3 separate regions of the Homo sapiens genome follow, and regions 2 and 3 are each linked to region 1. The links are chromatin loops, found by intact Hi-C in ENCODE. Cell type or tissue: heart right ventricle. All regions are shown on one strand. Each heading gives the region's core, and the rest is flanking DNA. Links, peaks and the distances in the headings are about the cores only.

Evidence for each region. Peaks named below come from ENCODE experiments on the same cell type or tissue, not always from the same donor. Only the 100,000 strongest peaks of a DNase experiment are listed, where the experiment ranks them.
Region 2: a loop joins it to region 1, with 3 times the contacts of the local background. A loop is called at or near these places in 28 of 110 quality-filtered maps.
Region 3: it touches region 1 in a loop (5-fold over the local background); 58 of 110 quality-filtered maps call a loop at or near these places.

Annotation. Positions count from the first base shown.
Region 1 is chr17:3,733,437-3,744,115 of GRCh38, reverse strand. ITGAE (integrin subunit alpha E) reads left to right here. Exons shown (of 31, transcript NM_002208.5): 19 at 499-627; 20 at 4,238-4,311; 21 at 9,167-9,299. Among named protein-coding and RNA genes, the nearest start is that of HASPIN, 15 kb to the right of the region's middle. RefSeq lists an enhancer at 6,027-6,321. In heart right ventricle, for the core only: a CTCF peak has its summit at 6,248 (motif pointing left); DNase peaks (open chromatin) are centred at 3,170, 5,311, 5,635 and 6,175; H3K4me3 peaks cover 546 bases; H3K27ac peaks cover 473 bases.
Region 2 is chr17:3,676,918-3,687,596 of GRCh38, reverse strand. It overlaps P2RX5 (purinergic receptor P2X 5), which reads left to right. Exons shown (of 12, transcript NM_002561.4): 10 at 5,619-5,701; 11 at 7,813-8,007. It overlaps P2RX5-TAX1BP3 (P2RX5-TAX1BP3 readthrough (NMD candidate)), which reads left to right. Exons shown (of 15, transcript NR_037928.1): 10 at 5,619-5,701; 11 at 7,813-8,007. Among named protein-coding and RNA genes, the nearest start is that of EMC6, 13 kb to the right of the region's middle. In heart right ventricle, for the core only: CTCF peaks have their summits at 4,235 and 4,437 (motif pointing left); no DNase peak of the experiment used is centred there; H3K27me3 peaks cover 2,020 bases.
Region 3 is chr17:3,821,948-3,832,626 of GRCh38, reverse strand. NCBP3 (nuclear cap binding subunit 3) reads left to right here. Exons shown (of 13, transcript NM_001114118.3): 4 at 3,259-3,384; 5 at 6,412-6,540; 6 at 6,784-6,860; 7 at 7,577-7,685; 8 at 10,575-10,674. Among named protein-coding and RNA genes, the nearest start is that of NCBP3, 19 kb to the left of the region's middle. RefSeq lists a silencer at 236-415. In heart right ventricle, for the core only: a CTCF peak has its summit at 5,272 (motif pointing right); no DNase peak of the experiment used is centred there; H3K27ac peaks cover 2,003 bases.

The DNA of each region.
Region 1 (10,679 bases), core at 1,328-9,327:
TTGCTTGAGCCCAGGTGGTTGAGGCTGCAGTGAGCCATCATGGTGCTGCTGCCCTCCAGACTGGGTGACAGAGTGAGTGAGACCTTATCTTAAAAAAAAAAAAAAAGAAAAGAGGCCGGGCGCGGTGGCTTACGCCTATAATCCCAGCATTTTGGGAGGCTGAGGCGGGTGGATCACTTGAGGTCAGGAGTTCGAGACCAGCCTGACCAACATGGCGAAACCCTGTCTCTACTAAAAATACAAAAATTAGCCAGGCGTGGTAGCACACACCTGTCATCCCAGCTACTCGGGCGGCTGAGGTAGGAGAATCGCTTGAACCCGGGAGGCGGAGGTTGCAGTGAGCCGAGATCACGCCACTGCACTCCAGCCTGGGCAACAGAGCAAGACTCCATCTCAAAAAAAAAAAAAAAGAAAAAAAGAAAAAGAAAAAAAGCATTATTGTTGTCATCTTCTCCCCCACATCCAACTCTAACCCTGCCTTCCGTGGTGACCCCACAGCTCTGTGAGGAGGACTGCTTCTCCAATGCCAGTGTCAAAGTCAGCTACCAGCTCCAGACCCCTGAGGGACAGACGGACCATCCCCAGCCCATCCTGGACCGCTACACTGAGCCCTTTGCCATCTTCCAGGTGACTCTACCCACAGCCAGTACCCAGCCCTCTTAAGAGCCTATCCCACAGAAACCACCTGCTCCCCTAACTTCCAAGAATGGTGGAGTTGGGAGGCAATGTCTTCAGACGGCATTTGGGCCCCTCACCGTACTCATGGTGAAACTGAGTCCCTGAGATGGTGTTAATGTGTCCCCGTGAGTGAGGACTCATGGGTAACGCAGGTCTCCATCTGCCCCTGGGGCTTGTTCCTTTATGTCTTTATGTTCACAAAAGCACTTGCTACATCTTTCATGAGGCACATGCATACATTGCATCCTGGGGACCTCACTTGGCAAGCGGCTCTGATGACGCTGTGATGGGGGTTCCTTGTGGGAGCTAGACTGGAGCTGTCGTGTCTTGCACTGCAGAGAGGATGCCCTTTGGCACACCTGCCTGTTCATGCCCTGCCAGGGCCTTCAGGCTGAATGGCCCCACCAAACCTGTATCCTAGCCTCTCCTCCTGGTGCCCATCAGTGCAGCTTAGACAGGCGGGTAGTGTCATAAGAAACTTTTGTCAGCCGGGCGCCCTGGCTGATGCCTGTAATCCCAACACTTTGGGAGGTTGAGGCAGGTGGATCACCTGAGGTCAGGAGTTCGATACCAGCCTGGCCAAGATGGTGAAACCCTGTCTCTACTAAAAATACAAAAATTGGCCGGGTGTGGTGGCATGGGCCTGTAGTCCCAGCTACTAGGGAGGCTGAGGCAGGAGAATCATTTGAATCCTTTGCCCAGGAGGCAGAGGTTCCAGTGAGCCAAGGCCGTGCCATTGCACTCCAGCCTAGGCAACAGAGCGAGACTCCATCTCAAAAAAATAAAAAATAAAATAAATTTTAAAAAATACAAAGATTAGCCCAGTGTGGTGGTGCATGCCTGTAGTTCCAGCTACTCAGGAGGCTGAGGCAGGAGAATTGCTTGACCCCGGGAGACAGTGGTTGCAGTGAACCGAGATCGTGCCACTGCACTCCAGCCTGAGTGACAGAGAAAGACTCCGTCTCAAAAAAAAAAAAAAAACCACAAACCTTCAATATATATTTCCTAAAAACAAAGGCATTGTCTTAACATAGTACAATAATCAAAATCAGGAAATTCACATTGATAAAATACTATTATCTAATTTACAAACTTTATTCAAATTTTGCCAGTTGTCCTATTAATGTCCTTTATAGCAAAAGAAAAAAAAGGTTCTGGTCCAGGATCATTCATAGCGTTCTACAGTTATTTATCTTTAGTCTCCTTTAATCTGGAAGGGTTTCTCACTCAGTCTTCCCTTGTCTTTTAATGACATTAACATTTTTGAAGGGTACAGGCCAGTCCTTTTGTAGAATGTTCCTCAATTTGTCTGATATTTCTTCATAATTAGATTCAGGTTATACATTTTTGTTTTGTTTTTGAGACAGAGTTTCGCCCTTGTTGCCCAGGCTGGAGTGCAATGGCGTGATCTCGGCTCACTGCAACCTCTGCCTCCCAAGTTCAAGCAATTCTCCTGCCTCAGCCTCCCGAGTAGCTGGGATTACAGGCATGTATCACCATGCTCGGCTAATTTTTGTACTTTTAGTAGAGACGGGGTTTCACTATGTTGGCCAGGCTGGTCTTGAACACCTGACCTCAGGTGATCTACCCTCCTCGGCCTCCCAAAGTGCTGGGATTACAGACGTGAGCCACCATGCCTGGCCAGGTTATGCATTTTTGTCAGGAATATCACAGAAGTAAAGTGTGTCCTTCTCAGTACACCATCTCAGGAGGCACCTAATGTGGACTTGTCCATTCCTAGTGCTGTTTGCCTGTGTCATTAATAAGCACGTCTCATTTTATGGTGAGATGCCTTGCGATTGTATCCTGCTTAACATCTCTTTATGTGTCTTTCCTTAACCAGTGATGACTATTATGCTATGGCAAAGAGATTTTTAAAAAGTTATTCCCCGTATAAAATGGGTGAGGAAAAAACCACGTGGTATTAGGCACATCGGTGTTACCAGAGAGTGCGTTCTGGCTGGGAGTTTAGATGGCTTAACCCCATTCTCTTTCACTGGGGCTGGGTGGAAGAGATCAGGCTATGTGGCTATATTAAAAATACAACAAAAGGCCGGGCGCGGGGGCTCACGCCTGTAATCCCAGCACTTTGGGAGGCCGAGGCTGGCGGATCATGAGGTCAGGAGATCGAGACCATCCTGGCTAACACAGTGAAACCCCGTCTCTACTAAAAATACAAAAAAAAAAAAAAAATTAGCTGGGCGTGGTGGCGGGCAGCTGTAGTCCCAGCTACTCGGGAGTCTGAGGCAGGAGAATGGCGTGAACCCGGGAGGCGGAGCTTGCAGTGAGCGGAGATTGCGCCACTGCACTCCAGCCTGGGCGACAGAGCGAGACTCCGTCTCAAAAAAAAAAAAAAAAAAAAAAAAATACAACAAAAAACCCTGCATGAAACTGTTGACCCACTTAGAGAGAGCGCCACGCTTTGACTTCTGCAAATGGCATCCCCCTTCCGCAGGAAGTAGAAAGTTCCCTTTCAAGCCCTGGGCTGTCATTCCCCCTCTAGGCCGTGGGAACAGACCTGCAGACAGCTGCCGAGGTGGCCACCGGGAGAGAAGTGCGAAGTGCAGAGGCTCTCCAGCCGAGGAGCTGGCTGCCTTCCTTCATAATACAAAAACAGACCCAGCTACTTTAGAACACTGGAATTTTTAAAAACACGAACTGGAGCTTTTCAACCTCCATGGGGCCTTTTGAAATGTGGCTTTCAGAATTAGTCGATTATGTGTAGGCAAGGGAAATAGTTAGCTTACAGAGACGACTAGCCAGGCCGGGCGCGGTGGCTCACACCTGTAATCCCAACACTTTGGAAGGCCAAGGTGGGTGGATGACCTGAGGTCAGGAGTTTGAGACCAACCTGGTCAACATGGCGAAACCCTTTCTCTAATAAAAATACAAAGTTAGCCAGGCGTGGTGGCACATGCCTGTAATCCCAGCTACTTGGGAGGCTGAGGCAGGAGAATCGCTTGAATCCGGGAGGCAGAGATGGCAGTGAGCCGAGATCGCGCCATTGCACTCCAGCCTGGATGACAGAGCGAGACTCCATCTGAAAACAAACAAACAAACAACCGAAAAAACAGATGACTAGCCATGAGGAAGGAACCTCCAAGGCCTGGACCTTGACGATATTTGGCTAGGCATCCCCCACTCCTGCCCGGGCTGTTCTGCCTATATCCGAAAGGACTAAGGAAGCTTCTCTTCGCGTAGGTGTCTGCTCCCTGAATGCTCAAAGTCGTGAGCTGTGTGTTGCTGCTGAATTCGCATGATGTAAATGTCATGGGCACCCCTAACATTCCGTGAAGGTCACCCCAGTTTTTACCTTGGTCAAAGGACTGGGTCACAGTGTGCCCATGTTATAGGACAGATCCAGGAATGTCACCCAGGAATGTCACAGTCCCTGCTCTTCGGGGACAATCCCAGCCTGCACCCCTCACCTCCCTGTAACTGCACTTCTCAGGGTGAGCAGGAGGCACAGCCCAAAACTTCCTATAAGGAGAAGAGCCGGAGGCAGGGCTGCTGGGGAAGGCGGAGCCTGGGCTGATCGGGACTCTCTGTCTGGTTACAGCTGCCCTATGAGAAGGCCTGCAAGAATAAGCTGTTTTGTGTCGCAGAATTACAGTTGGCCACCACCGTCTCTCAGTGAGTTGGACATAGCCGTCAGTTTCCTCGATTAACCTTCTCCCGAACGCTTGCCTGGGCAATTCCTTCATTAGGACACCCTGCACATCCCCTTCCCCTCTCCCCGTGGCCCACAAATGGCTTCTGCACTTATTATCTCAATATGTCCTCAGCTACCCCAGAAGGGAGGCAAGACAGAGATCTGTCTTCCCACTTTCTAGATTAGGAAGCAGACTCAGTCGCCGAGGGCCCTGCATAGGCCATTTGGTGGACTTGAACCTGGGTCTCTTGACATCCCGGACAATGCTATATTCAGAACCCAGCGTTCTTCACAGCCAGGCTGACCTCTACCTCAGTTAGAGGTAACCTCTTTCCCGGCCCACCTCTTGGCCAAATTAACTAATCAATCAAATATTTCTGGACCATCTACTTTGTGCCAAGCACTCTAGGTGCTGGGGATACTTCTGTGAACAACACAGACAAAAATCCCTGCCCTCCTGGTGCTCTTAGGGGGAGAAGATGGTAAGTAGGTAAATTCCATGTTGATGAGATGAACGTTGAAGACACAGGGAAGGTGGGAAGGAGTGTTGGGTGGCAGCTGATGCTGAAGTTTTCAATGGGGTGGTCACGGAGGGTGACACTTTGGCACACACTGGAGGAGGTAGGGGAACGAGCTATGTGGTTGGGTGTCTAAGGGAAGAGCAGCTGCAGGTACCCTGGGTTGGAAGCCTGCCTGGTGGGTGGGGGGCAGGGTGAGGAGCTAGTGGCTGCAGTGGAGTGGGGCGGGGTGTAATGAGGGAAGGGGAGGAAGGGGGAAGAGGCCATGGGGCTTCTTAAGCCCTCAGAAGGGCTTTTGCTGTGAGCTGGGAAGTCAGAGGAGTGACACACTCATGCAGCTTAGCAGGATCCTTCTTGCTGCTTAGCTGAGAAGAGAAGCGGCACTTGCTCCCTTTGTAACCACTCAGGTGAGAGGCGGTGTGGGCTGGGCCATGACGGGAGTAACAGTTTAAAGTGACAGCTCATACGTAGCACGTGCTGACAGAATGGAGGCGGAGGGAGGAAAGAGGGCCACAGCCCCAGCATGCGGCACTGCACTGTCCAACACACCAGCCACGCTTAGCTGTTTACATGTACATGAGTTAAAATTAATCACAATGAAACATTTTGTTCCTCAGTCACATTAGCCACACTTCAAAGACTCAGTGGCCGCCTGTGGCTGGTGGTGTTGGGCAGCGCAGATACCGCCTGTCTCCATCGCTGCAGACGTTCTATTGGACCACACTGAATTCCAGAATGACAGTGTTGCCAAGCACATGAGTGTGGGTTTAGACATGTAGTGGTCTTAGAATGCCCCCCAGGCCGGGCGCGGTGGCTCATGCCTGTAATCCCAGCACTTTGGGAGGCAGAGGTAGGCGGATCATGAGGTCAGGAGTTTGAGACAAGCCTGGTCAACATGGTAAAACCCCGTCTCTACTAAAAATACAAAAATTAGCTGGGCATGGTGGTGGGCGCCTGTAATCACAGCTACTGGGCAGGCTGAGGCAGGAGAATCGCTCAAACTCGGGAGGCGGAGGGTGCAGTGAGCCGAGATCGCTCCACTGCACTCCAGCCTGGGTGACAGAGCAAGACTCCAAAAACGGGGAGGGGGGGAGGGTAACAAAACAAAACAAACAAGCGTCCTTGGCGACTAGTGTTGTGTATGTATTGTGATTCTGTTGGCCAGCTGGCTGGAGTTGCCGTATATGGGGAAGAACGCAGTTCCCCAAGTCCTGGTCAGCCCTTTCATAGACATTTGCAGGACCAATTGAAGACTTTCAAATGCTCTGGAATCCAGGCTAACAAGCAGGCACAGCTGTTTCCAGCAGGGAATTAATTACAGCCAAGAACCAACCTCCCAGCCAGCTACTGGGGGTAGTAGAGATACAGCACGCATGGCTTGCCCTACATCGCCCCCTAGTGTACATAGCAAGCAAACGCTTCTCTTTCAAAAACGCTAGTGAGCCTGGTCGTCGGTGTCCAGCTGTCTCAGTGGTTTTTGACCTGAGGACATAGATCCCCAAAAGAATCTAATGAAGACTACAGACCCCTCTCCTTAGAAGATCACATGTGCATACATAAATTTTGGCATTCCGGGCCCTCTGAGACGGTCCCTAGGCCTCAGATTAGGCAACGCTGTTAATATTCTGATGACACTGAGGTCTCACGCCTGAGCTCTAAGATGTGTGTCCAGCTGACATGTCAGCATCTCTGCTTTGTTATCCTATATGCACCTCTTGTCATGTCCCCGATTGAACGCATCTTCTTCCACCCTTGGGTCTTCCTCCCATGTTACCTCCCTCAGTCAATGGCACCACTCAGCCACCGGCACCACTCAGCCACCGGCACCACTCAGCCACCTGAGCTAGAAACTCAGAACTTGCCCTTAACTCCTCTGTCCCCCCTCCCCTGCCTCTTTTTCGTTTCATTTGCTTTACTGTCTCTGACTTCTTTCCTTCTCCACTACTGTTGTCTTTTTTCTTCTTCTTCTTCTTTTGAGACAGGGTCTCACTCTGTCACCCAGGCAGGAGTGCAGTGGCGCGATCTTGGCTCACTGCAACCTCCGCCTCCCGGCTTCAAGTGCTTCTCCTGCCTCAGCCTCCTGTGTAGCTGGGATCACAGGCGCACGTGACCACACTCAGCTAATTTTTGTATTTTTAGTAGAGACGGGGTTTTACCATGTTGGCCAGGCTGGTCTTGAACTCTTGGCCTCAAGTGATCCACCTGCCTCACCTCCCAAAGTGCTGGGATTACAGGCGTGAGCCACCGTGTCCAGGCATCCACTACTGTTTCCTTATTTCAGGCATGTATCATCTCTCGGGTGGAGACAGCAGGCTCTGTCTCTGCTTCCTGTCTCTCCCTCCAGTCAATCCAGCCTCTTCTCAGCTGGGATAAAAACCAAACCAAAACCAAACAATGGGAACAAAACACACCTCACATTACTTCCTAGGCCGGGCGTGGTGGCTCACGCCTGTAATCCCAGCACTTTGGGAGGCCATACTTCCTAGATCTGCACATCTCATCTTTGGACATTTCAGATGGAAAACAGTTTTCTCGGTATTGCTAATATGTTTTTCTGTCAATCTCAGCTACTGAGAGTGGTTCTGCACTCTGGGTCCCTGTGATACCTCAGCATTCTGGAGGACCCTTTCACACATCCCCAGGACCCTCTTTTCCAGGACATGTGGACCCATGTCTTAAACCACAGCCTTTTAATGGGAAGGGTCTGAATGATTTTGTGGGTAGGAAGCTGAGGCCAAGAAACGGGGTAGGACAGTATGTCTTATGCACACTGTTCTCCAGTGCACAGCAGTGCCCCATAAATATTGTGGCATGGATGAATTTGTGTCATAGAGTACCTCACCTAGGGTCACAGTGAATTGGTGGTAGAAAGAGGATTTGGGTACAATTCTCTCAATTCTTTGGACTACTAGACTCCAGGCATTTAATTAGCCTTTTATTTATTTATTTATTTATTTTGAGACAGAGTTTCACTCTTGTTGCCCAGGCTGGAGTGCAATAGTGTGCTCATGGCTCACTGCAACCTCTGCCTCCCGGGCTCAAGCAATTCTCCTGCCTCAGCCTCCTGAATAGCTGGGATTACAAGTGCCTGCACCACACCTGGCTAATTTTTTTTTTCTTTTTTTGAGATGGAGTCTCATGCTGTCACCCAGGCTGGAGTATAGTGGCGTGATCTCAGCCCTCTGCAAACTCCCCCTACCGGGTTCAAGCAATTCTCTGTCTCAGCCTCCCGAGTAGCTGGGATTACAGGCACCTGCCACCACACCCGGCTACTTTTTGTATTTTTAGTAGAGACGGGGTTTCACCATCTTGGCCAGGCTGGTCTTGAACTCCTGACCTCAGGTGATCTACCCGCCTCGGCCTCCCAAAGTGTTGGGATGACAGGTAATTAGCCTGTCTTGGCTTCTGTTTCCTCTTCTATAAAATGGAGAGTAGCTGTACTATTTCACAGGGTTACTATGAGGGTTGAGCGTGTGAGACGCAGTCCTTGGCACATGGTAAGCACTAAATAAAGGGCAGCTATTATCGTCATCTCATGCAACAACTGAGATGGGCGTGGCAGTCCAGCTGTTTGCTTATGTTGAGAGGAAGAATGTCTAAGCTAAACGTATTCCTTAGGCAACTTATCTAAGAAGTTACTTAAGAAGGTGCTATTCTGGGCTGTGTGCGGTGGCTTACACCTGTAATCCCAGCACTGTGGGAGGCCAAGGCAGGTGGATCACTTGAGCCCAGGAGTTCAAGACCCGCCTCCACATGGCGAGACCCTGTCTCTACAAAAAATACAAAAATTAGCTGCACATTGGCCAGGCTGGGTGGCTCACGCCTGTAATCCCAGCACTTTGGGAGGCCGAGGCAGGCGGATCACCTGAGGTCAGGAGTTCGAGACCAGCCTGACCAACGTGGAGAAACCCCGTCCCTAATAAAAATACAAAATTAGCCAGGCATGGTGGCGCGTGCCTGTAATCCCAGCTACTCAGGAGGCTGAGACGGGAGAATTGCTTGAACCTGGGAGGTGGAGGTTGCAGTGAGCCGAGATCGTGCCATTGCACTCCAGCCTGGGCAACAAGAACGAAACTCCGTCTCAAAAAAATAAAAATAAGAAAAATATTAGCTGGGCATGGTGGTAAACACCTGTAGTCCCAGCTACTCGGGAGGCTGAGGTGGGAGGATCACTTGAACCCAGGAAGTGGAGGCTGCGGTGAGCCGTGATCATTGCACCACAGCACCACGCTCTAGCCTCGGTGAATGTCCTATTGTATTGCGTTGAGGTTTTTACAGATGAAATAAACTGTAACATTTTTATCTGTACCCTGTGCAGGCAGGAGTTGGTGGTGGGTCTCACAAAGGAGCTGACCCTGAACATTAACCTAACTAACTCCGGGGAAGATTCCTACATGACAAGCATGGCCTTGAATTACCCCAGAAACCTGCAGTTGAAGAGGATGCAAAAGGTGACTGTGACGGTGGCTGTGGAAACAGGTCCCTCACGCCCCTCCCTCGCTGCATGCCTGCTTTTCTGTGGTGGCCCCCTCACTGGCACCCCTGCCTCCAGCCTCCTCCTGGTCCAACCAACAGATGGTTAATAACTAGATAAATCCCCGCCAGTCCGGCTCCATGCCTCCCGAGGCACCATATTCTGCTGCAGTGCCACCCTCCCTATGTGCGGCCCTTTCTTCACCAGGGTTCTGAGAGAGAAGTGAGTCTAATGCCCTAAGACACTGAGAAAGTAAAAATTAGCTTAGACTGGGAAAGTGAAAATCTGCCCTGCCATTCCCAAGGCTGGATACAGACACAGATACTAGGAAACAGTCTGTTTCCCGAGGACACCCTGTGGCTGACAAGTATCACTGCACTGAGAAATTTTATTCTCTAAAATCACAGATCAGAAAACTTTGGGCCGGGAACGGTGGCTCACACCTGTAATCCCAGCACTTTGGGAGGCCGAGACGGGCGGATCACGAGGTCAGGAGATCGAGACCATCCTGGCTAACACGGTGAAACCCCGTCTCTACTAAAAATACAAAAAAAAATTAGCTGGGCGCGATGGCGGGTGCCTGTAGTCCCAGCTACTCGGGAGGCTGAGGCAGGAGAATGGCGTGAACCCGGGAGGCGGAGCTTGCAGTGAGCCGAGATTGCGCCACTGCACTCCAGCCTGGGCCACAGAGCAAGAGTCTGTCTCAAAAGAAAAAACAAGAAAGAAAACTTTGCTGTTTGAAGTAGTTACGTCGGTAATTATGAACCCCTATCCCTCTTGCCTGGAGAGTGTAAGTCATTTTGACCAAGAGAAGAGTCTGTTTCCACCTGAGGTAGAGAGCTTCAGATACAGTGTCTGTCAACTTTCTACTCCATATTAATGGTTTCCCAGGAAGCGGGCCCTGGGTCTGATTCACAGGCTGGCCTGCTGGTGACTGACTCCTTGACACTCAGCCCTGCTTTACCATCAAAACAGGACTTTATTTACATTTCATCTGAACTCCACCCTTCCCTGGAGTCCTTTAATAACCGCCTTTTCCATTGTTCAGTGATACACACAATAGTGTAGTTTTTGGATGGGTGCAGTGGCCCATGCCTGTAATCCCAGCACTTTGGGAGGCCGAGGCGGGCGGATCACCTGAGGTCAGGAGTTCGAGACCAGCCTGGCCAACATGGCAAAACCCCGTCTCTACTAAAAATACAAAAATTAGCCAGGTGTGGTGATGTACACCTGTAATCCCAGCTACTCGGGAGGCTGAGGCACGAGAATCACTTGAACCCGGAGGTGGAGATTGGAGTGAGCTGAGATTGCGCCACTGCACTCCAGCCTGGGCAACAGAGCAGGACTCTGTCTCAAA
Region 2 (10,679 bases), core at 1,232-9,231, 56 kb after region 1:
GCTGTGTGTTCTCCTGTTCTCAGGCTGGGAGGGGGACGTTGGGAGGGTCCCTGGGGGCCCAGCTGTGTGTTCTCCTGTTCTGAGGCTGGGCGGGGGGCGGGGGACGTTGGGAGGGTCCCTGGGGGCCCAGCTGTGTGTTCTCCTGTTCTGAGGCTGGGCGGGGGGCGGGGGACGTTGGGAGGGTCCCTGGGGGCCCAGCTGTGTGTTCTCCTGTTCTCAGGCTGGGAGGGGGACGTTGGGAGGGTCCCTGGGGGTCCCGCTGTGCGTTCTCCTGTTCTGAGGCTGGGCGGGGGGCGGGGGACGTTGGGAGGGTCCCTGGGGGTCCCGCTGTGTGTTCTCCTGTTCTGAGGCTGGGCGGGGGGCGGGGGACGTTGGGAGGGTCCCTGGGGGCCCAGCTGTGTGTTCTCCTGTTCTCAGGCTGGGAGGGGGACGTTGGGAGGGTCCCTGGGGGCCCAGCTGTGTGTTCTCCTGTTCTGAGGCTGGGCGGGGGGCGGGGGACGTTGGGAGGGTCCCTGGGGGCCCAGCTGTGTGTTCTCCTGTTCTCAGGCTGGGAGGGGGACGTTGGGAGGGTCCCTGGGGGCCCAGCTGTGCGTTCTCCTGTTCTGAGGCTGGGCGGGGGGCGGGGGACGTTGGGAGGGTCCCTGGGGGCCCCGCTGTGTGTTCTCCTGTTCTGAGGCTGGGCGGGGGGCGGGGGACGTTGGGAGGGTCCCTGGGGGCCCCGCTGTGCGTTCTCCTGTTCTGAGGCTGGGCGGGGGGCGGGGGACGTTGGGAGGGTCCCTGGGGGCCCCGCTGTGCGTTCTCCTGTTCTGAGGCTGGGCGGGGGGCGGGGGACGTTGGGAGGGTCCCTGGGGGCCCAGCTGTGTGTTCTCCTGTTCTCAGGCTGGGAGGGGGACGTTGGGAGGGTCCCTGGGGGCCCAGCTGTGCGTTCTCCTGTTCTGAGGCTGGGCGGGGGGCGGGGGACGTTGGGAGGGTCCCTGGGGGCCCCGCTGTGTGTTCTCCTGTTCTGAGGCTGGGCGGGGGGCGGGGGACGTTGGGAGGGTCCCTGGGGGCCCCGCTGTGCGTTCTCCTGTTCTGAGGCTGGGCGGGGGGCGGGGGACGTTGGGAGGGTCCCTGGGGGCCCCGCTGTGCGTTCTCCTGTTCTGAGGCTGGGCGGGGGGCGGGGGACGTTGGGAGGGTCCCTGGGGGCCCCGCTGTGCGTTCTCCTGTTCTGAGGCTGGGCGGGGGGCGGGGGACGTTGGGAGGGTCCCTGGGGGCCCCGCTGTGCGTTCTCCTGTTCTCAGGCTGGGAGGGGGACGTTGGGAGGGTCCCTGGGGGCCCCGCTGTGTGTTCTCCTGTTCTGAGGCTGGGCGGGGGGCGGGGGACGTTGGGAGGGTCCCTGGGGGCCCCGCTGTGCGTTCTCCTGTTCTCAGGCTGGGAGGGGGACGTTGGGAGGGTCCCTGGGGGCCCCGCTGTGCGTTCTCCTGTTCTGAGGCTGGGCGGGGGGCGGGGGACGTTGGGAGGGTCCCTGGGGGCCCCGCTGTGCGTTCTCCTGTTCTGAGGCTGGGCGGGGGGCGGGGGACGTTGGGAGGGTCCCTGGGGGCCCCGCTGTGCGTTCTCCTGTTCTCAGGCTGGGAGGGGGACGTTGGGAGGGTCCCTGGGGGCCCCGCTGTGTGTTCTCCTGTTCTCAGGCTGGGCGGGGGGCGGGGGACGTTGGGAGGGTCCCTGGGGGCCCCGCTGTGCGTTCTCCTGTTCTGAGGCTGGGCGGGGGGGCGGGGGACGTTGGGAGGGTCCCTGGGGGCCCCGCTGTGTGTTCTCCTGTTCTCAGGCTGGGCGGGGGGCGGGGGACGTTGGGAGGGTCCCTGGGGGCCCCGCTGTGCGTTCTCCTGTTCTCAGGCTGGGAGGGGGACGTTGGGAGGGTCCCTGGGGGCCCCGCTGTGCGTTCTCCTGTTCTCAGGCTGGGAGGGGGACGCTGGGAGGGTCCCTGGGGGCCCCGCTGTCCAACCTGCCTCGCTCACTGGCCTTGTCTCTATCTTCCAGGCAGGGAAGTTCAGCATCATTCCCACCATCATCAACGTGGGCTCTGGGGTGGCGCTCATGGGTGCTGGGAGTACCTCCCCTCCCTCCCCGCGTCCCACCCTCTCCCCGGCGGCCGCACTGGCAGGGAGGGGGAGGCTGCTGTTCAGGAGGACCGTGTCCCAGTGCCCCCAGAAAGAACCAGAGCTGGCAAGATCAGAATAGGCGTGGGAAAAGAGGGCTTTCTGGGATTTCACGCTCTGCCAGCTGTCCTCAGGTAGCAGTGACAGCCCGAGTCTCTTTCCAGAGCCAGGGAGGCATGTGCTGGTAGCTCTGCAGCTGTGCATGGGTTTAGGTCAGTCCCCAGCCGAGGCGTGGCTGGGATATCCCTGGGATCCCAGGTGAGTCCCTGAACTTCTAAAGTCTCTATCTCTACTTCTGCTAAAAGAGGGCAGGATTAGGCCGGGCGCAGTGACTCACACCTGTAATCCCAGTGCTTTGGGAGGGTGAGGTGGCGGATCACCTGAGGTTGTGAGTTCGAGACCAGCCTGACCAACATGGAGAAACCCTGCCTCTACTAAAAATACAAAAATTAGCCAGGTGTGGTGGCACATGCTTGTAATCCCAGCTGCTCAGGAGGCTGAGGCAGGAGAATCGCTTGAACCCGGGAGGAGGAGGTTGCGGTGAGCCCAGATCACACAACTGCACCCCAGCCTGGACAACAAGAGCAAAACTCCATCTCCAAAAAAAAAAAAAAAAAAAAAAAAAAGGGGGCAGGATTAGGCTGCAGACAGTTTCTTAGCCTGGGTGCTGCTGACTTTTTGGGTGGGAGAATTCTGTGTTGTGGTCTTACACACATCCTTGGACATGCCCTTAAACATTCCACAATGCACAGAGGGCTGTGCTGGGTGTCGTAGGAGGTTTTTGTTTGTTTTCTATTTCATATTTCACACTTTTCTGGTCGATACTATATTTTCCCAGACCCTGAGGATGTTGATTTCAGAGACAGGGTTTTTGCTCTGTTGCCCAGGCTGGAGTGCAGTGGCATGATCATGGCTCACTGCAGTCTTGAACTCCTGGGCTCAAGCGATCCTCCCACCTCAGCCTCCCCACTAGCCAGGGCTGCAGGTGCACCACCACCTGTGGCTAATTTTTAAATTTTTTGTAGAAATGGGGTCTCACTATGTTGGCCAGGCTGATCTTGAACCCCTGGGCTCAGGCAATCCTCCGGCATTGGCCTCCCCAAGTGCTGGGATTATGGGCGTGAGCCACCGCGCCCAGCCCATTGTAGGATGTTTAAGAGCATTCCCGGTTTCTACCCACTAGATGTTAGGGGCACCCTCCCCTGCAGTTGTGATGGAGCAAAATCCCAGCTGGCTGAGAACCACCCGACTGAAAGGCTGAGAGGCAGGGAAGGCAGCCCTGTGACTCTTCCTTAGAGGTGGCCCTTCAGTGGGGCCGGGAGCGGCTCACAGGGGAGGAGACACAGGGACTGAGGGCAGGGAAAGGCGTCCTGAGTCTACACTGCCCCGTGGTCCTTCTGGAGTTTTTGAGAGCCATGGGAGTGGTCAGTGCCCATCCCGGCAGGTCCCTTTCCCAGGTTTCTGGCAGCCTCTTCCCTCATTCCTCTCCCTGTGCACACAAGACAGCCCCACTGGAGGAGTCCATTGGGACCCAGGGGTGACTTTTGTTAAAACCTGGAAAATTGTGTCCCATACCAGGACCACGTTCCTGGGAGGGGGTCAAGAAAAGTGAGCTCCACATGGATCCCTACCTGCAGACAGTCACTGGGAGGGTCCTGGATGTTTGCGCCTGTTACTTTCTTACAGAAGGCCCACCTTCAGCTATCACTTTTCTTTTTTTTTTTTTTTTTTTGAGACGGAGTCTCACTCTGTCGCCCAGGCTGGAGTGCAATGGCATGATCTTGGCTCACTGCAGCCTCTGCCTCCCAGGCTCAAGCAATTCTTCTGCCTCAGCCTCCTGAGTAGCTGGGATTACAGGCGTGCGCCACCGCGCCCGGTTAATTTTCGTATTTTTGTAGAGACAGGGTTTCACCATGTTGGCCAGGCTGGTCTCCAACTCCTGACCTCAGGTGATCCGCCCACCTCGGCCTCCCAGTGCTGGGATCACAGGCGTGAGCCACTGCGCCCAGCCCATTCATCACTTTCTTGTGATGTGGGTAAAATCAGAGCACCCTCTGGGGACAGACCTGTGAACTGGAAGTAATGGCGCAGGAAGAGGTGGTGGTCAAGGTTAGGTTTGGGGTTGGTCTCTGGGGAGCAGCGAATTGGTAAGCAACATTTTTGGCATCTAGGGGATGGATGTGCAGCACCCAGGGTCAGGGGACCAAGATTCCTTGTTGGCCCCTCCACCAACCCTTCCCACCTCCACTCTCCTCTATCATTCAGGCCCCAACCCTGCCCTGTGCTGTGGGTGGAGTCTCCCTCTGCTGGAGGAGAGGGGCAATTGCATCGCTCTGGTCCGTAGGGCACGTTTTGGGTGTGAGGGGCTGAGCTGGGGTCGTCCACCTCATCATCTTCCTTTTTTGTTTGTTTTTGCTTTTGTTTTTGTCTCTTTTGAGATGGAGTTTTGCTCTTGTTGCCCAGGCTGGAGTGCAGTGGTGCGATCTTGGCTCACTGCAACCTCCACCTCCCGAGTTCAGGCGATTTTCCTGCCTCAGCGTCCTGAGTAGCTGGGATTACAGACACCCGCCACCACGCCCAGCTAATTTTTGTATTTTTTAGTAGAGACAGGGTTTCACCATGTTGGCCAGGCTGGTCTCGAACTCCTGGCCTCAGGTGATCCGCCTGACTCGGCTTCCCAAAGTGCTGGGATTACAGGCGTGAGCCACTGCACCTGGCACCCATCATCTTTCTTTGACTAGCACCATAGCGTCCTTGTTGGTTAGAACCCTTCCAACCTATCTCACACTGACTACCACAGGGATCTTTCTAAATGCCAAAATTCGGGCTGTGGTGCCTCCGCCTCACCTAAAGGATGAGGACCAATGCCTCGGAAACATTCTAAGAAGCCTAACAGGCCAGTCCCCATCCCCTTCTCCAGAAGCGCATCTCCCTCTTCCCGCACAGGCCCTGCGGCATTTCCCAGATGTGACAGGCTTGTTCCTCCCTCCGTAATGTCCTTCCACCTCTTTGTCTTGTATAAACTCCTCTTTAGTCCTTAAGGACTGAATAGGGACCCTCCCCAGGCTGAGTGAAGTCCTATGTGGGTCGTCATCGACACGCCTGTCTCCTGCACCAGAGGGAGAGTCCCCAGGAGGTCTCTCTTGTCCAGATCCTCTCCGTACTTCGGTGCAGACACTGGCACGTGCTGGGTGCCCAGCAAATGTGTTGAAGGAACGATTGGATGGGGTCCGGGTGGTGCGGGGTCGGGGAGTGCCTGGCCTGTGGGATCGGGGGAGCTCCAGTCCAGCTTGAGCTCCACCATGGACCAGCTCTGTGGTGTCGGACAAGGGTGCCCCTTGCTGAGCCCAGTTTCCTCATCTGTTAAATGGGGACAGTGATGCCACCTTTAGGGGCTGTTGCAGGATGGAAGGGGCAAAGTGCCCTAAATGAACAGTGCTCTCAGAGGTCTAGGATTCTGAATCAGGAACCCCTGTTTTGCAGGGTGCTTTCTTCTGCGACCTGGTACTCATCTACCTCATCAAAAAGAGAGAGTTTTACCGTGACAAGAAGTACGAGGAAGTGAGGTCAGTTCCGCTTCCAGGCCGGCGGCCCGAGGGCAGCCCTGTGGAGCACCCCCGTGGCTTCGAGCCTTTGCCCTGATGTGATATTGATGGCTGGGGTGGGAGGCAGGGGCTGGAGGGCCCGGGGAGGAGAAGTGTTCTGAGTACATGCTCTACAGAACCGGATTCGGCCTCGGCAGCAGTGGGAGGAGAGGGCGCTGTGGGCCACAGGGCGGGAGACGGAGTTCACAGGCTCCGCCTGATTCTGGACAAGTCCCAGGCCTCCCCGGGCCTCGGTTTCTCTATCTGGGAGATGAGAGAGTTGGTTTACCAATCGAGTGGTGTCTGCAGCACTTCTGTTTTGGGATTCTTGGACTTGGTGGTCCTGGTGCGCCGGGGCTGAGGGAAGCTGGAGTAGTAAAGGAAAGAAAAGCGGATATTTTCTTCCATGCAGAGGCTGTTTCCGGAGTTTCCTGGGCCCTGGGTTCGGTGGGGTGTGCGTGTTCACAGCGGCAGAGCACAGCGTGGGTGGGGAACCCTGATGACTGTGGGAGGGCGGGAAGGGGAAGGGGCTGTGGCTTCGGCCTTTGGGGAAGGCCTTCTGGAGAAGCAGGGATCAGAATGGGAATTGGGACAGACACCTTAGTACTCCCTCAGCACCCCCACAGCCTGGGACAGTGGGTGCAGGGTCTGCCTGGGTCATTCGCCTTACTGCACTCCAGCTATGGCCTGAACCCCAGCCCTGGGTTATAGCCGTGCGCCCTGACCCTGGCCACAGGCTGAACCCCAACCACAGTCCTGACTGTGCTGCTGAAGGAAGCAGGGTAGAGGAAGCCGGGTGGAGGACGCTGGGTGGAGGATGCAGGGTGGAGGACGCTGGGTGGAGGACGCAGGGTGGAGGATGCAGGGTGGAGGATGCAGGGTGGAGGACACTGGGTGGAGGATGCAGGGTGGAGGACGCTGGGTGGAGGACGCAGGGTGGAGGATGCAGGGTGGAGGATGCAGGGTGGAGGACGCTGGGTGGAGGATGCAGGGTGGAGGACACTGGGTGGAGGACTCAGGGTGGAGGATGCAGGGTGGAGGACGCTGGGTGGAGGATGCAGGGTGGAGGATGCAGGGTGGAGGATGCAGGGTGGAGGACACTGGGTGGAGGATGCAGGGTGGAGGACGCTGGGTGGAGGACGCAGGGTGGAGGATGCAGGGTGGAGGATGCAGGGTGGAGGACCCAGGATGGAGGAAGCAGGGTGGTGGCCTGCAGGGTGGAGGACCCAGGATGGAGGAAGCAGGGTGGTGGCCTGCAGGGTGGAGGACCCAGGATGGAGGAAGCAGGGTAGAGGAAGCCGGGTGGAGGAAGCAGGGTGGAGGACGCCGGGTGGAGGACGCTGGGTGGAGGACGCAGGGTGGAGGATGCAGGGTGGAGGACACTGGGTGGAGGATGCAGGGTGGAGGACACTGGGTGGAGGACTCAGGGTGGAGGATGCAGGGTGGAGGATGCAGGGTGGAGGACGCTGGGTGGAGGATGCAGGGTGGAGGATGCAGGGTGGAGGACGCAGGGTGGAGGACACTGGGTGGAGGACGCAGGGTGGAGGATGCAGGGTGGAGGATGCAGGGTGGAGGACACTGGGTGGAGGATGCAGGGTGGAGGACACTGGGTGGAGGATGCAGGGTGGAGGACGCTGGGTGGAGGACGCAGGGTGGAGGATGCAGGGTGGAGGATGCAGGGTGGAGGACGCAGGGTGGAGGATGCAGGGTGGAGGACACCGGATGGAGGACTCAGGGTGGAGGATGCAGGGTGGAGGATGCAGGGTGGAGGACGCTGGGTGGAGGACGTAGGATGGAGGAAGCCAGGTGGAGGATGCAGGGTGGAGGATGTAGGGTGGAGGGAGCTGGGTGGAGGACTCAGGGTGGAGGACGCCACGTGGAGGAAGCAGGGTGGAGGACTCAGGGTGGAGAGAGCAGGGTGGAGGATGCAGGGTGGAGGGAGCCGCATGGAGGAAGCAGGGTGGAGGACACCGGCTGGAGGAAGCAGGGTGGCGGCCTGCAGGGCGAGGGATTCTTCAAGGCCCACTCCGCCCGTCTAGGAGGGGAGGCACCCTGCAGGGCCGTCCCAGGTGAACAGCTTGTATCTTGTCCAGGGGCCTAGAAGACAGTTCCCAGGAGGCCGAGGACGAGGCATCGGGGCTGGGGCTATCTGAGCAGCTCACATCTGGGCCAGGGCTGCTGGGGATGCCGGAGCAGCAGGAGCTGCAGGAGCCACCCGAGGCGAAGCGTGGAAGCAGCAGTCAGAAGGGGAACGGATCTGTGTGCCCACAGCTCCTGGAGCCCCACAGGTGAGGCCACTGCTAGGCAGAGAGCCCGACAGCTGGGTCCTGCAGAGAGGGGTCCCCAGTTGGGGCTTCTCATGCCTGGCAGCTCCAGCGGACCCCTCTGCTCTGGTGTGAGCTGGCCACAAGGCAGGACATCTAGGAACTGGGAGAGCCTCTGTGGGAAGGGGCTGGTGCTTTACCCCGCAAGGTCCCCCTTAGCTCCCGAGACCCTGGATGGCCATGGGTGCCTGCTGTGCCATGCCGGCGCTCAGATGATAACAGCGCGCTGCTCCACAGCACTGACTCTCTGCCTGGAACCCCTCTGTACTCTCCGTATTTGTTAACTCATGTAAGCAACTGAATCAGATAGACACCGATCTTCCCCATTTTACAAATGAGGAAGCTGAGGCACAGAAAGGCTCGGTAATTTGCTCAAGTCACACAGCCGGTGAATGGCAGCGCTGAGATTTGAATCCCGGCAGTGTCTGTAGGATGAGGTTCTCCTGAGTTACTCTGCCTTTGCCGAACGTCTCTGTGCTCAGATGACCCCCCCTCAGCCCCTCTTCTGTGTGCGATTCTGGGGCTGCCCCGGCCTCAGGAGGGTGCTGGCCGTGCTGCCAGGGGGGTCCTTGGGCCGCGATTCCTGGGGGCGCTGGCTTCTCTGCAGACGAGGCTCAGCCTGCGTGGGGAGGGCGTCTGGCTGGGTGGGGGACCTGTCTCGGGCCTGCTCTGCGTCTGCCTTGCAGAGTACCTGTGCGGTGAGCAGGTGCCTGGCCCTTTCTGTGCCTTGTTTTCCCTTTTTTCCCCTCCCAGTGGGGGCTGGACACCTCCTGCTGTCAGACTGGGGTTCTGTGACTCTCTTGCAAACCACACCCCAGGTACTCACTGACCTTGGTGGCCTTTCTCCTGGCCCAGCTTTCATTCCTTGCTGACTCAGGAATTGGCAGCGTTCAGCTGGGAGCTGGGCCTGGGCAGGGAAGGAGCAAGAAATAGACTGGGCTGGAGAAGAGTGAGGAGAGAGAGAGGCAGGGGCTGCAGCAGTGGGGCAAGGAGGCTGGAGGCTAGGGGTCCGTATGGGGTAGACCCAGAGCCTGGCAGCCCTCCTGTGCTCCCTGAGCTGACTCTTACTTCCTGGGTGCTCACTTGAGCTCCCATTCTGAGCAAGCGGGAAGCCCGACGGCCTGGCTTGTCTTGGCTGAGCCTCGCTGAGGCTTGTGGGAGGCTGTGGACTCACAGGCCCACGCTCCAGCTGCCACCGCAATTGCTGCTACTCCTTGCCGGGGCAACTCCAGAGGCTTCTGCCTGAGCATCTATGCGTGCTGGGCTTCCGCAGGAACCCTGGCAGGCTGTGCTCTCTCTGAATGCTCTGCCTGCCTGCAGTGCTGCCAGGAGCGTTGCTGCCTCTGGTGAGGCTGGCCCACCCACCGGCTCCCGACAGTCCTCTCTGCCCTGTGCGCCCCCTCCCGCCCACACACAGGTCTGGCCATTTGCAGAATGCACAGGTGAATTTGGAGCAGCTGCAGACAGTGGAGATGTAGCCAGGGCTGCTGGCTACCAGCAGTGTCGCTGAAAACTTTGGGGCCAGAACAACCCGCAGCTCTGAACTGGGTAGAGGAGTCTGTGCCTGCATGAGACAGGGGCTTCCAGGCACAGCCATCTCTCCTGAACTTTGGGATCTTGCTGCAAGCTTTTTGCTGAGTGAGGAGGGGAGCCTCCCAATGGTCAGAGGGGCTCGGACCTAGAAGAGGAGTCCCTGGAGCAGGTGTCCAGGGAAAGGGACAGGCCAGGGTGCTGAGCGGAAGTGGAGTGTTTGGATTTTCCCTCAACCTGGCTGCACCTTCACTCATTCATATGAGCTGTAAACATGTATTGACGCATGCTGTGTGCTGGGCCCACCAAGAGGTGCTTAAATGAGATGCTGACCTAACCTCAGGGAGAGGGGCCCGCGTGTAATTCCTCCAAAGCCAACAGAGACATCACAGCCAGGCCCAGCCACTCCAGCTGGCCTTCCTCTAGCCTCTAGCAGGGTTTCCGAAATCCCTGCCGAGAATGATGGTTGCTCAGAGAAAGCTCTTGGACAACACCCAAGGGGACATTTGGGCTTGCCCCAAGGATAAAATTTAAAGGTGGCCATGGAGGCAACCAGGAAAGGACTGGAGCAGTCAGGAGGCAGCTGGCTCTTAGTGGGGAAGCCAGCTCCTGGGGAGTCTAGGTAAGATGGGGAAGGGGAGGCAAGAGGCCTCTGCTCCATCTGACTCCACCAGCCTCGGGACGCCCGGGGAATATGGACCTGCCCAGATGGGAGATACAGTCGCCTTGACCCTGCCGAGCTCCTGCCCTCCCCACCCCTCCTCAGAGGCTGGGCCTGAAGTGCTAATGAGATCAAGGATGGCGCCACTCAGCAGGTGTAAACGGGCTGAGTTAGGGAGGCCCTCATTCCCCTCCCTCCGTCCCCACCTGTCTTATGCCACGGCCACACCCACCTACCGCACCCTCAGCTGCTCTCTGCCTCCATCGCTGTAGGGCCTTGCTTTTTATTTATTTATTTTTTTGAAATAGAGTCTCGCTCTGTCACCCAGGCTGGAGTGCAGTGGCGTGATCTTGGCTTACTGGAACCTCCGCCTCCCAGGTTCAATCGATTCTCCTGTCTCAGCCTCCTAAGTAGCTGGGATTACAGGTGCCCACCACCATGCCCG
Region 3 (10,679 bases), core at 1,380-9,379, 88 kb before region 1:
TGGCCTCTCGCTCTGTCACCCAGGCTGGAGTGCAGTCGTGCGATCTCGGCTCACTGCAACCTCCGCCTCCCGGGTTCAAGTGATTCTCCTGCCTCAGCCTCCCGAGTAGCTGGGACTACAGGTGCCTGCCACCACACCTGGCTAATTGTTTTGTATTTTTAGTAGAGACGGGGTTTCACCGTGTTGGCCAGGATGGTCTCGATCTGACCTTGTGATCTGCCCGCCCCGGCCTCCCAAAGTGCTGGGATTACAGGCGTGAGCCACCGCGCCTGCCCATTAAATTCTTTTTTACATTATTATTTTATTTATTTTAATTTTTGTGGGTACATAGTAGGTGGGTATATTTATGGGGTACATGAGATGTTTTGATACAGGCATGTGACATGAAATAAGCGCATCATGGAGAATGGGGTATCCATCCTCTTTTTTTTTTTTTTTTTTTTGCGACGGAGTCTTGCCCTGTCGCCCAGTCTGGAGTGCAATGGCACAATCTCGGCTTACTGCAACCTCTGCCTCCCAGGTTCGAGTGATTATCCTGCCTCAGCCTCCCAAGTAGCTGGGATTACAGGCACATGCCACCACACATGGCTAATTTTTGTATTTTTAGTAGAGACAGGGTTTCATCATGTTGTCCAGGCTGATCTCGAACTCCTGACATCAAGTGATCCACCCGCCTTGGCCTCCCAAAGTGCTGGGATTACAGGTGTAAGCCACTGTGCCCAGCCCCCTCAAGCTTTTATTGAGTTACAAACAATCCAATTACACTCTTTATGTTATTTTAAAATTTACAATTAAATTATTATTGACTGTAGTCACCCTACTGTGCTGTTAAACAGTAGATCTTGTTCTTTCTATTTTCTTATGGACCCATGAACCACCCCCTTGACAGAATTGCTTCAGAGAAGGAAGGGAAAGAAGGGATGTGGAGAGGTACTGTGGGCCCCAGTTTCATATGTAATGTTTTGTGTGCCTGAGATCTTATAACGAATTAAGCATAAAGCTAGGTAGTAGATATATAGATATTTTAAATTTACTTTTTCTTTCCCTTTTTTTTTGAGACAGAGTCTTGCTCCGTCGCTAGGCTGGAGTGCAGTGGCGCGATTTTGGCTCACTGCAAGCTCCGCCTCCCGGGTTCACGCCATTCTCCTGCCTCGGCCTCCCAAGTAGCTGGGACTACAGGCACCTGCCACCACACCCAGCTAATTTTCTTGTATTTTTAGTAGAGATGGGGTTTCACCATGTTGGCCAGATGGTCTCGACCTCTTGACCTCGTGATCTGCCTGCCTCTGCCTCCCAAAGTGCTGGGATTACAGGCTTGAGCGACCGCGCCCGACCTTAAGTTTATTTATTGATATATTTACAAATTTTGCAATTGAGATTAAAGGAGATAATGTACTTAAAATATGTAGTAAAAAAAGCCGGGTGTGGTGGCTCATGCCTGTAATCCCAGCACTTTGGGAGGCCGAGGCAGGCGGATCACCTGAGGTCGGGAGTTCGAGACCAGCCTGACCACCATGGAGAAACGTCGTCTCTACTAAAAATACAAAATTAGCATGGCGTGGTGGCGCATGCCTGTAATCCCAGCTACTTGGGAGGCTTAGACGGGAGAATAGCTTGAACCTGGGAGGCAGAGGTTGCAGTGAGCCGAGATTGCACCATTGCATTCCAGCCTGGGCAACAAGAGTGAAACTCCATCTCAAAAAAAAAGAAAAAAAAAAAAAGGTAGTTAAAAAAGTACGCAATTGGCTGGGCGCCGTGGCTCACACCTGTAATCCCAGCACTTTAGGAGGCCAAGGCGGGTGGATCACGAGGGCAAGGGATGGAGACCATGCTGACCAACATGGTGAAACCCCATCTCTTAAAAATACAAAATTAGCCGGGTGTGGTGGTACGCTCCTATAGTCCCAGCTACTGGGGAGGCTGAGGCAGGAGAATCGCTTGAACCCAGAAGGCGGAGGTTGCAGTGAGCCGAGATCGTGCCACTGCACTCCAGCCTGGCGACAGAGCGAGACTCCATCTCAAAAAATAAAAAGTATGCAGTCCTGATAAGGCTAAGTTTCTTTTTTGACCATAGCCTTCAACCTTTCTGCCTCCTCAGAAGTAACAGCAGTTATCAGTGTGACTCATATTGGCCTTTTCTGGGTGTCTGTGTACATAAATATGTACCCTTAGTAAATGTATGGTATTGTTTAATGTCATCACCTTGCATGTAATTTTTTACAACTTGTTTTTTCACTCTGTGATACATCTTAGAATCTTTCTGTGGTATATAATTATCTCATTTTTTACCACATAATATTTTATAATGTGGATAAAGCATAATTTATTACCCTGGTAACTACTGGGTTATTAGAAATCGTGCCTTAGCAAACATCTTCGTGTGAGCTACTTCGTGAGCCCACATGTATGTGTTTGTTGAGGGGCGATACTGAGGACTGGAGTTCCTAGGTCCGTAGGGCACGTGCAAAATCACGTTTTCTGCAGACCCTTCCATTTGCCCTCCGCAGTGACGATGCCCACCAGCCGGGGAAGTAAGCCTTTCCCCTACTTACTGCCAGCACTTCACACTAAAAGATGTAAGATATCTCGATTCAAGGACCAGAGACGCAGGAAAAATAAGGTGTAAAATCTGGTCCGTGAAAACTGGTGTCTTCTTGTTTTCATGTGCATGTTAATGATTGGTAGTGAGGTCAACCCATCTCCTCATATATTTATTGGCCTTTTGTATTTCCTTTTATGTAAATTGCTTACTCATGTCCTTTGCCCATTTTTATTTTGGGTTGTCTTTTTCTTCTTAATTGACTTGTAGCATCTCTTTAGTTTCATGCTTTGACATAGTCACGGGCAGCATCTCTTCTCTTTCAGAATTGTCTCCACTACTGCGCGTTTCTCTTTAACATACATTTAAAAATTTTAGAAGCAGCTGGCTAACTTCAACAAATACTCCTGTTGAGCTTGATAGTGCTCTGATTGCTACAGATTAATGTGGGGAGAGGTATCGTGTATTTTATCAACACCCTTTGTTTAATCTTTCTGAGCCTGATAGGCCTGTTCTGAATTAATGCTGTCGTTGAGTGATAAAAATTAAGATAGTTTACCTTACTGTTATGTCTCGTGCTCTTTTGAAATAATTATAGTTTCTCTCAGCATGTTTCTTTCTAAACTCGTGTTGTCTGAACTATTAGGAAGGAGTGTGGATGGGATGTGCAGTTGCGGACAGGAAAATTCTATCATCTTTTCTGTGTCTTGTCTTTCTAGCAATCCCCAAGGTGAGACTGGAGACAATCTATATTTGCGGAGTAGATGAGATGAGCACCCAAGATGTCTTTTCCTATTTTAAAGAATATCCTCCAGCTCACATCGAATGGTTGGATGATACCTCCTGTAAGTACACCCGAGTTTCCTGTGAATATGCTTTTGTTGATGATTTTTCAAGAGTTCTTGCCATCAGAGATGGTGAATGGTTCTGGCCCATACTACTTGTTTATGCCGAACTTCTGCTGTTAGTCCAGGAGAGAAAAAATTGTCGAGCAGTGAAACGCAGCATGCCCTTGCCAGTCTGCCAGCTCATACCCCATAGTGTCCCACGTCAGCTGAGAGGTGGTGGCCAGGGCTCTAGGAGGTGGGTTACTGGCCTCTGAATCTGCCGTAGTTGATTGAGGCCTCTTTAACACTCACCTTTTCCCAACAAAGGAGAGGATCCAACTGCGTAGACTTGGGGCTGCATTTTCAGAGCCTTGGACTTTGTCATTACTGCCTTCTGTACTGTTACTCAGAGGGCTGACTCTGCCTGTGTCTCTGACCTAGAGATAGACCAGAATAGACACTGGACAGAGTGTCATTCTGAATAGACAGAATGACCTAGAGCTAAACACTCTACTAGACTTCTCATTTCTGCTTGCCTTGAACTGTGTGTTCTAGAATGTCACCTGCTTGCCCTGACCCATGAGCTTTCCAACTTGTGGGCCAACTGTAATTTTTAACTTGCCTGCTTACTGTAAGTCTGGCCTGACCTCTTGTTACTGCTTTGCTGGCTTCTTGTCTTGACTTACTTCTAGTCTGGCTTTACTTGCTGCCAGCTGGCTGACCTGCTGGGTAGCACCCTAGATGGCAGCCGGTTTTCTTAGCTGCTCTCGTAGGAAGATGTTTTCATTGAAAGACAAACATGACTGAGTGAAACATTTTTCTCCTGTTTTCTTTCTGTTTAACTTACACTATCCAAATCGGGAATTGGCAGACCTTTTTCTGTAAAGGGCTGGAATGCAGATACTTGAGGCTTTGTAGGCTTAACGGTCTCTGTCACATCTGCTCAGCTCTGCTGTGGTAGCATGAAAGCAACTATAAATAATACAGAAGCTATGAGTCTGGCTGTTTTCCAGTAGAACTTTATTTACAAAAACAGGCGGTAGGCCAGGCACGGTGGCTCAGGCCTGTAATCCCAGCACTTTGGGAGGCCAGGGCGGGAGGATCACTTGAGATCAGGAGTTCAAGACCAGCCTGGCCAACGTGGCAAAACCCCGTCTCTACTAAAAATACAAAAATTAGCCTCATGTGGCGATGCACACCTGTAATCCCAGCTATTCAGGAGGCTGAGGCAGGAGAATTGCTTGAATCTGGGAGGCAGAGGCAGCAGTGAGCCAAGATAGTGCCACTACACTCCAGCCTGGGCAACAGAGTGAGACTCCATCTCAAAAAGAAAGAAAAAACAAAAACAAAAGCAGGTGGTAGATGTGTGTAGTTTATTGTACATTAATTAAACCTAAATAAAGCTGGTACAAATGTAAATAAACAACAGGTGGTGGGCTAGATTTTGCTTGAGGGTTATAGTTTACTAACCCTGATTTAAGTCATTAAAACTGTGACTAAGGTATATTAGAATTGGAGGGACTCTCAGAATTACATAGTTCACCTACCTTGTATTATTTATCAGAACCTGAGAAACAGAGGAAGGAACATATTTGCCTCAGGCCACATGGCACATTAGTAACAGAAGTGAGAGCCTCAGAGCTTCATTTCCCAAACTGAGATATAGGGGACGCATAGTTTTGAGAAATACTCTTTTAAGTTTATTTTCCGTAAGATTTCTCAAAGCTCTTTTCTTGCTAAATTATCTTCCTTAAAGAGGCACATTAAATTAGTTGCTACAAAGCCAACTGGCTGTCATGCCTCCATTCTACATATCCCAGGGATACCTTCATCATCCACGTTTTCCAATGGGAATGATGAAGGGGGAATTCGTTTAGCATGTCCTGACAAGGAGCAGCAAAGGGCTTCCCTGTAGGGGGCGGTAGTGTAAAGGACAATCCAAACTTACTTGACAGTTATCAAGAACTGCTAATACTTACATATTGAGTGTTTAACTACCTGTGTTCTGTTCCAAGTAGTTTAAATATACACAACTCTTTTTCATGGAATACTTAAGTTATTTTGTGGAACCCAGTTTGGAAACGCAGCTCTAGGCTAATTTCATCAGAGAGATTTTACTACCCTTTTCTTTCTTTTCCCTCCCCTTCCCTTCCATCTTTTCCCTTCCCCCTTCCCCTTTCCCCCTACCCTTCCCCCTTCCCTTTTCCTTTCCGTTCCGTTCCATTCTGTTCCATTCCTTTTGTTTTTTCTTGACAGAGTCTCGCTCTGTCGCCCAGGCTGGAGTGCAGTGTGGCATCATCTCGGCTCACTGCAAGCTCTGCCTCCCGGGTTCACGCCATTCTGCCTCAGCCTCCCGAGTAGCTGGGACCACAGGCGCCCGCCACCACGCCCGGCTAATTTTTTGTATTTTTAGTAGAGACGGGGTTTCACCGTGTTAGCCAGGATGGTCTCGATCTCCTGACCTCGTGATCCGCCTGGCTCGGCCTCCCAAAGTGCTTTCTCTCTCTCTCTTTTTCTTTCTTTCATCTCTCTCTCTCCTTCCTTCCTTCCTTCCTTCCTTCCTTCTCTTTCTGTCTCTCTTTCTCTTTCTTTCTTTCTTTTTTATTTATTTTTAACTTTTCATTTCTTTTGAGACAAAGTCTCACCCTGTTACCCAGGCTGGAGTGCAGTGGTGTGACCTTGGCATACTGCAGCCTCAATATCCTAGGCTCAATCCATTCTCCCACCTCGGCCTCCCAAGTAGCTGGGACTACCGGCTCATGCCACCATGACTTTTGTATTTTTTTGTAGAGACAGGGTGTCACTATGTTGCCCAGGATGATCTCACTCCAAGCGAGTCTCCTGCCTTGGCCTCCCAAAGTACTGGGGTTATAGGTGTGAGTCACCATGCCTGGTCTATATTTCTCTTCATTAGTTGGTTTGTATATTTACTGATGATAATCTGTTGCTAGATGAGGCTGTAGTGATGAATGCGATGCAGAATCTGCTCTCAAGAAGCTTACCATTTCCATGCTGTGTAATGTCTTATTTTACATTTTATTTTAGGTAATGTAGTTTGGCTGGATGAAATGACAGCCACACGAGCACTTATCAATATGAGCTCCCTGCCTGCACAGGATAAGATCAGAAGCAGGGATGCCAGTGAGGACAAGTCAGCTGAGAAAAGGAAAAAAGGTAACAACACAAAGGAGGGAACTGGGGTCTGAAAGTCCTCTTCTTTACACAGTCCTGTTTCTGAGCAGAGCTCTATATAGCATCTCATCACCAAGTGTTTCTGAACTAATCTATGATGCTTGAGATCATCAGGAAATAGGAGAAAATACTGGACTTTTAAAATTATATGAGATAGTTCATCTTGTATCTCATTATATGAAATATTTTATCTTGTTTCATCTTGTCCTTCACATTCCATTTTAGACAAGCAGGAAGACAGTTCAGATGATGATGAAGCTGAAGAAGGAGAGGTTGAAGATGAGAACTCAAGTGATGTAGAGGTTAGTAATAGGGGAAAGATAGATGTAAAGTTATTGTAAAAAATTGCTCACTGTCTTTTTAACTTAAGCCTTAAAGACTTAGTTACGTTTTTTCTCTAGCTTTCACCATTAGACCTTCTGAGGGTGCACCAGGCTCTTGTCCTTTAAGTTAGTGTGGATATAGCGATTCACCTTGAAATCTTAGAATAGTGCTTATGCTTCTACAAAAAAAGAAAATAGTTTTATTGAGAAATACTTTGAAGTGTTATCTAATTAGTAAAATGAAGAAACAGCAAGTAATGGCATACTTCCTAATGGATTATGTACTGTTGTTAAAAATATTAACATGCATTCATTTAAAAAATATTTACTGAGTACCTATTATATACCATATTCTAAGTGCTAGGGATATAGCTTCAAGCAAAACAAAGTCCTGGCCCTCTCGGAGCCTGCATTCTAGTGGGGAGTGCAGAGGATACACTGATGCACAGATATCTCATACTGTGTCAGGTGGCAATGAGTGTTGTGAAAAGAGTAGGGGATAGAGAATGATGGAGACTGTTCTTTTAGACAAGGTGGGCAGGGGAAATCTCTGAGTTAGAAATTCTACAGCGGAACTAGTGCTATAATGCTTGTAAGTATTAAAGGTAGAATGCTTTTCTTAATGGTAGCTTTACTACTGAAGAAATATCAAAAGGACTTTAATTTTTATATTAAAAATACTCTTCTTTCTTAAGTTGGATACGTTGTCTCAGGTAGAAGAGGAGTCTTTGTTAAGAAACGATCTTCGTCCAGCTAACAAACTTGCTAAAGGAAATAGGTTATTCATGAGATTTGCTACAAAAGGTAAATGTAATATTTGGTATTGTTTTATATTTTCAATCAAAATGATTTATTATGGAGTGACATCCTTCTTTTTTGAATAGAAGTTAGATCAAGTAATCTCAAAGTTCCCTTCAAACTATAATATTCTGCGCTTATGAAATAATTGCTTGCCACCTGAGTTGGAATTTCTGACTTTAAAAGTGAATATTAACTATTTGTATATTTCTGTGACTTCTGGCTAAAGTTATTTTCTGTTGAAACTGGTTTGCCTCATATATTTTCAGCCAGTTACCATCTGAATTATGAAAACTTTCAAATGAAACTTTATTTATTACAGCAACGTCCTCCTGAACATTGCCAGTGTACCATTCGGTTCTAATTCCCTTCTCATAAGATTGTTTACACATGGTGACTTTTGGTGGGCATTTAAAAATGTGTGTGTATGTGTATATATGTATGTGTATGTATGTGTATATATGTATATGTATGTATGTATCGCGTGTATGTGTGTATGTATGCATGTGTATGTATGTATATGTATGTATGTGTATGTGTATATATGTATGTGTGTGTATGTATATGTGTGTGTATGTGTATGTGTGTGTGTATGTGTGTGTGTATGTATGTATGTATGTATATGTATTATACACATATACACATATTGGTTTTTTTAATCATTTGAGAGTTAGTTGAAGATAAAAACCCATCACCCCTAAATGTATTCCAAAGAATAAGAACATTGTTTTATACATAGCACACTTAACAAAATCAAGAAATTTAACATTAATACAGTACTGTTACCTAATCCGTAGTCGATTTTCAAATTTTGTCAGTTGTTCCAATAATGTCCTTTATATATTCCCCGCCCAGCCCCAGGTCTAGGATCCATCCAGGACTGAGTGTGTAAGTATGTAATGTTTCCTTAGTCCCCCTTAAGCTGAAACTACTTCTATCCTCCCATGTTTTCCAAGAATATAGGTTTACTATTTTATACAATGTCCCTCAGTTTGGGTTTGTCTGATGATTCCTCCTGATTGAATTTGGGTTGTGCATTTGAGACAGGCGTGCCACAGAAGCGATGTCATGTCATTTCCAGAGCATCATGTCAGGAGGCCCTGGATACTTACTCGTCCCAGTCCTAGGGACGTTCACTTTATTCACTTGGTTAAGGTAATCATCACTAGGTTTTTCCACTGTAAAGTTGCTATTCTTCCATTTGTAATTTAAAAATTGGTGGGCTGGCTGGTTACAGTGGCTCGTGCCTGTAATTGCAACACTTTGGGATGCTGAGGCAGAAGGATCACTTGAGCCCAGGAGTTCGAGACCAGGCTAGGCAACATAGCAAGACCTCATCCCTATTTTAAAAAATAAAAAAATGATTAAAATAAAAAATTGGTGGGCAGATACTTTGAGATCACGTAAATAGCCTCTTGCTCATCAGAGCTTCATGCCTTTCTGACTATGTCATTTCTTTACCAGTAGACAGGTGCTCTAAGGAAGAGCCTTCTGTTTTTACCTGTTTGTTTATTTACATCAGTTTAGAATCATGGATTCTTTATTCAGTGGGTTATCATCCATGGATATCAGTATTTAATTTTATTTATTTTTTTGTTTGTTTTGAGACGGAGTGTTGCTCTGTCACCAGGCTGGAGTGCAGTGGCGCGATCTTGGCTCACTGCAACCGCTGCCTCCCTGCAACCTCTGCCTCCCTGCAACCTCTGCCTCCTGGGTTCAAGCAATTCTCCTGTCTCAGCTTCCCTAGTAGCTGGGACTACAGGTGCATGCCACCATGCCCAGCTAATTTTTGTATTTTTAGTAGAGATGGGGTTCACCATGTTGGCCAGGATGGTCTCGATCTCTTGACCTTGTGATCCGCCCGCCTCAGCCTCCCAAAGTACTGGGATTACAGGCGTGAGCCATCGCGCCCAGCCTAATATCAGTATTTTAATTTACAAATTGTCTTGGATTTGGCCAGTAGAGCCCCTTCAAGCTGTTTTGACATACTCCATGATTCTTTAAGCACTTTCTTTCTTTATGGCACAACAAAACATCTTGCTTTTCCAGACTCATTTTGCATCTTACCTGCTCCACATCTGGAATCAGCCATTTCTCCAAGGAGCTGGTGGGCATGGTTTGAGGGGTTCGGGGGTTGGGGGCTATACATACTGGTTTGTGTTGTCACGTTTACCTACAGCCCTGGATATATTTACAGTGGTGTTTGTTCTTTACAGTCAGAGTGTCCAAGAACTGTGGAAGGTCTTTGTATTACTACTTTTGACAAAAATTTATGATGACTGACCACCTTTCTTTCCTGTTAACTGACATTTCAACTTGACAAATGTGATCTTTACCACATTTACTCATTTGAGTGGCTGAGTACATTCTACATGTATAGTATTATGCTGTTTTCTTTAAGCCATTTTGAGGAGCACAATAAACTGGAAAAATGATTTACCAAATATATGGAATTATATGTAGTCTGTTTCCTTAATCCTGATGCTGTGTTGTTGGCATGTGATCCTTCAGAAGTGAATATCATCTTTCATGGGGTGGCAAAAATGCCACTATTTTGAGAAAGTCTTTTTGATTCCTGGGTACCTGTAATGACCTAAAGCTCTTTTATGCCTTTTGGAACCTTGTATCTTGTATTGTTTATTTTTGTTTTCTCCATTAAGTCATCTGGCTCCAAACAGCAGTTTTAACCTCATTCGTCTCTGTATTTTGCTTTATCCCCTCTACACTGCATTGCTGTAGTGGGCACTCAGAGTGTGAATGTTGGTAGTGGATTTTTACTTTTTGTTGGCAAATTGCGCTGATCTGATTCCAGCTATGGAAAACATTAAAAAAAAAATTCAACATTGTCTTTACACTCACAGGAAATCCTAGGTAACTATTGTCATTAATTTTTAGATGACAAAAAGGAACTTGGAGCAGCCAGAAGAAGTCAGTATTACATGAAATATGGGAATCCAAATTATGGAGGCATGAAAGGAATTCTTAGCAATTCATGGTGAG